Linked DNA regions of Homo sapiens: region 2 is linked to region 1. Evidence: read pairs that join two places in POLR2A ChIA-PET (ENCODE). Cell type or tissue: OCI-LY7. All regions are shown on one strand.

The links. Peaks named below come from ENCODE experiments on the same cell type or tissue, not always from the same donor. Only the 100,000 strongest peaks of a DNase experiment are listed, where the experiment ranks them.
Region 2: POLR2A ChIA-PET joins it to region 1 with 7 read pairs; 3 of 35 experiments call an interaction of 5 or more read pairs at or near these places.

Annotation. Positions count from the first base shown.
Region 1 is chr9:4,643,801-4,646,300 of GRCh38, forward strand. The region is part of intron 3 of SPATA6L (spermatogenesis associated 6 like); the gene reads right to left. Among named protein-coding and RNA genes, the nearest start is that of PLPP6, 17 kb to the right of the region's middle. In OCI-LY7, no CTCF peak of the experiment used is centred here; a DNase peak (open chromatin) is centred at 1,031.
Region 2 is chr9:4,989,543-4,992,042 of GRCh38, forward strand. All of the region lies in intron 2 of JAK2 (Janus kinase 2), which reads left to right. It also overlaps a transcript of INSL6 not described here. Among named protein-coding and RNA genes, the nearest start is that of JAK2, 5.5 kb to the left of the region's middle. In OCI-LY7, no CTCF peak of the experiment used is centred here; no DNase peak of the experiment used is centred here.

The DNA.
Region 1 (2,500 bases):
TCGACACCAGCCTGGCCAACTTGGTGAAACCCTGACTCTACAAAAAATACACAAAAATTAGCTGGACGCATTGGCAGGTGCCCATAATTCCAGCTATTCAGGAGGCTGAGGCAGGAGAATCACTTGAACACGGGAGGTGGATGTTACAGTGAGCTGAGCTTGCATCACTGCACTCCAGCCTGGGCAACAGAGCTAGATTCTGTCTCAAAAAAATCAATTTGAAAAAAAAAGATGTAGATTTATGCATTTAGAAATGACAACATAGGCAAGGCATGGTGGCTCATGCCTATAAACCCAGCACTTTGGGTGGCCAAGGTGGGAGAATCACTTGCATCCAGGAGTTTGAGACCAGCCTAGGCAACATAGTAAGATGCCATCTCTGCAAAAAAAAAAAAAAAAAAAAAAAAAAAAAAAAAAAATGTAGCTGGGCATGGTGCATGCCTGTAGTTCCAGCTACTGGGAGGCTGAGGCAGGAGAACTGCTCAAGCCCAGGAGGTCATACCACTGCATTCAGTCTGAGTGACAGAGTGAGATCTTGTCTCAAAAAATATATATAAAAAATAAAATTAAATTTAAAAAATTTAAACAACAATATAATGGTGACATACAAGGGGGAAAGCTAATAACAGAAAAAAAACTATGCTATGTAAAAATTCCATATCTATGTGTTCTTCTATCTACAGAGAAATATCAAGAAATATGTTCATCAAAATATAAATAAAGATTCTCTCAGGATTACGTGATGTGGGAATGCTTTTTACAAGTAAAAATTATGAAGCTGTTTTCATTTTGAGAAAGAAAAAAAGCAGAAATGCGTAATAGCAGAGATCAGAGGAGAATTTTCTGAGTTTTCAGTATTCTCTCTCTCTCTCTCTCTCTCTCTCTCACACACACACACACACACACACACACACACACACACACTTCTATGCCAACAACCCTAAAATCACCAGATAGCTATACTGAAAGGCTATTTATGAGAATTGGTGCCACTGGGTGGCAGGTCCTAACCTCTCTCACCAGCTCAGGTCTTATGTCACTCAAGACACACTGCATAGCAAAAGTACCACAGAACAGCTTCCTCCTAGAATCTCATGATTCTAGCACAGGGGTCACAGACTTTCTGTAAAGGGTCAGACTACTAAATGTTTTAGGCTTTGTAGGCCATCTGTTCAAATTTACTCACCTCTGTCATTGTTCTGCAAAAGTGGCTATAAACACTACTTAAACAAATGAGTATGGCTATGTTCAAAAAAGACCTGTATTTATGAATAACGAAATTTGAATTTCATATAATTTTCACATCACTAAATATTCATTTCAAAAATTATTTCCAACCATTTAAAAATGTAAAAACCAAAAATAGTTTGGCAGTTCCTCACAAAGTTAAACAGTTACCATATACCCCATTCCCAGGTATACACACAGAAGAACTAAAAGCAAATATACAACAATTTGTACATTAATATTCAAAACAGCATTATTTATAACATCCAAAAAGTAGAAATGTCTTAGTCTATTTTCTGTTGCTTATAACAGAATACCTGAAACTGGGTAATTTATTTTTAAAAAGCTATTTATTTCTTACAGTTATGGAGGCTGAGAAGTCCATGGTTGAGGGGCTGTGTCTGGTGAGGGCCTTCTTGCTGGTGGGGACTCTGCTTAGTAGCCAGGTGACACAGGGAATCACATAGTGAGGGTGCTGAGCATGCTAGCTCAGGTCTCTCATCCTCCTCTTATAAAGCCAACAGTCTGACTCCCACGATAACCCATCAGTACATTAATCCATGAATAGATTAACCCATTCACAATGGTAGAGCCCTCATTACCCAATCCATATAGAAGAATATTATTCAGGCACAAAAAGGAATTAAAATCTGATACATGCTACAACATGGCTGAACCCTGAAAACATTAGGCTAAGTGAAAGAAACTAGATATAAAAGGCCACATATTGTAGGCTTCTATTTATATGAAATGTCTAGAATGAGAAAATCAACAGAGATAGAATTAGTGGTGGCCAGGGCCTGGAGGAGGAAGGAATGGGAAATGATTGCTAATAAATACAGAATTTCGTTTTGGGGTAATGAAAATGTTCTGGAATTAGTGGTGATGGCTGTCCAATCTTATGAACATACGAAAACCAACTGAATTGTACATTTGAAAATGACGAATTATATATGATTTAAATCGCAATAAAAAATGTGGAAACCATTTCTAGTTCACGGGCCATACAACAATGGCCTACAGGCTGGATTTGGCTGGGGACTATAGTTTACCAACCCTGTTCTAGCATCTAACAATGAAAATGTCTTAGGGTTTTACACACACACACACACACACACCCCACAAATTAGAACACAGCCAAAGGCCAAAACTTGAAATCAGCTAAGCCAGGACTGAAAAAATTATTTAATAATTAGATAAAGTTATTAAAAAATGGAAAGACAAGGAGTCTGTTTAAGTTATGCTCCCTGCCATGAAACACCATAAAGTTATT
Region 2 (2,500 bases), 350 kb after region 1:
ATATTTGTTAATACTTGCAATGTAAAAGGTACTTGGCTGTATTCAAAAGAGAAATAAAGAAATATAAAATAGGCTCCTTTCCCTAAGGACTTACAGTATAATTGGGCAGATAAGCTAAATAATAAAAGTTACAGATATTTAAGACCACTTGAGTTGAGCAGAGATTTTGCATAATAGGAAGGAACTGGTAGAGGGGGTAAGCAAAGGCAAAATATGTATATATGTATGATATGTTCAGAGAGCAGTACATAAATAACTTGACTGAAATGAAGATTTGTGTGAAAGAGTAGTAAGAAATTGTGTTAAAAATGTAGTTGGAATTTGATTATGGATGTCTTTAAATGCTAGGATGAGAAGAATGTACTTTGACCTGTAGATATGGAGAAGCTTTAAAAGTTTTGAATTGAGAAAGAGTTTGCTGAAATAAGTATTTTAGGAAAATCAAAGCAGCACCAGTGCTAGGTCTCATATGAATTGGAAAGAGAATGGTAGAAAGAGGTAGGAAAATAATTGAGCCCTGAAGTAATGAGGACTTAGAAATAAGTCAGATTGCAGAGATGTCACAAGACATTATTATGGATTGGATAAGAAGGGAGAATGGAGGGGAGAAGAGTGATTAAAGATTACCTTACCTTGAAGGTTTGCTTTTCAGTGACGGAGGAAATCAAAGAGTGTTGACTCTCCAAGACATCTTAGAACATCTAAGTCTATATGTTTTGTATATTAGGACTCAGACCAGAGAGATTTAAAAATGTGTCCAAAGTTACTCAGCTAGTTAATGACAAAGAAACTGCCGTTTGATTAATGGCAGTTACTAACAAAAATAGTTATGGCAGTGTTAGTAGCTGGTAGAGGGGATGTAGACAGTTGAGCGTATATTGTGGATATGTTGAGTTTGCGGTGGCCGTGGGATGGGCAAGTGAAAATTGATAGCATACAGTGGGACATATGACTAGAATTTGTTAGCGAAGTTAAGGCTGGTGCTGTGGTACTTAAGAGAAAAGAGTGGGATTGCCCATAATTAGCGGGTGGGTGAAAGGAGAGGAATGGGTAAAGGAGACAAAGAAAAAAACAGTATGAGAGGCAAATTAGTGGATAGGTTAGGAGGCGGAATGATCAACATGTTGATCATTGGCAAGAAATGAGAAGAATCAGATCCAAAAAAAGGTCTTAAAAAGATGTATTCGTGTTTTTCCTAATAAGAAATCTATAAAAACAGAAGAAAATTGCTTATACTTTCCCTACGTGGAAATAACCACTGTTAATATTTTGTTCTCTCCGGTTTAACAAAAGACCTTTGGATTTGACAGTTGGGTGATCAGTGGAGACTTTTCCAAAGCTCTCCATCACTAGGACTAAGGATGAGAATTTTAGGCATAATAAAACCTAGGAGATATTTTTCAACAGATTGTCATTCGTCTGTATCGTCTTATATATCACACTGTCCAGGTACTATTCTTCCTGTGTGCATTGGTTCTGTGTTTTTTTCTGAATGATAGAAGGTTAGACAAGCCATCTCTGGGTGCTTTTGTGCTGGTAAAATTTGAATAAAGTGATAAAATATTTGTTTCTAAAAGGAAGGAGAAATTCTTGGTCGATAACTTATAAATCTGAGGGTTGAATGATTGATGAAATTAGGGGTACTGGAAAGAACAAAGAGAAGCATTATTTATTTTGAAGCTTTTCTGTATAGTTACAAAGGGTTAACTAGGTTAGAATGGTCCATGGGCTGTTTACTTTGCTTGCATGTTTATTTTGATCTTCCCAAGAACATTCTTCTGTTCATCTTTTTAGTATGTTATTGGAAACAGAGTACTCATTAGTTCTTACTAAGTGGTTTTAGTTTAATAAATTATGATTATGAAATAAAATGCTATTAGGTAATATTTTTATAATATAAAGGGCCATGTGATGTGAGTAAGTGCACTGTTTTGGAAATCAGGGGATAAGGGACTGACCCTGCTCTCAGCATGGTATATGATTTCAGGCAACTCACGTAATCAGTGAGTCTTGTCTATTGAGGGAATGGACTAAATCTTTTCTAGAAAATTTAAAAAGGTGGGATCACATGGTAAAATGTGTATAAAGTTTAAAAAGGAAATGGTTTACCAATGTTTATGACAAAAACCAGCAAACTCTTTCCCACCCCCCCACCCCACATCTCCTTTTCTAGTCTCTAATTCCTGTACACCAGGCAACCACCTGTCCTCTGTACTTTGCCGTTTTCACCTTTATAATGAATGAATTGTTTAGCATCCCCTCTAAAGCCTCTCCATTCAGTTGTGTAGAAGAGCTCATCCCCTTTGCCTTCAAGGGCTTTACCATTATATTTCTCTCCTCTTTTTCTTGCCTTCTCAATTCTTCCCTCTACTGGATTATTTCCATCAGCATTACTCTGATTGCTATTGCTGTGTAACAGAAACTACCCAAAACTTAGTGATTTAAAACAACTACTTTATTAGGCTCACAGATACCATGGGTCAGTAATTGAGACAGGGCA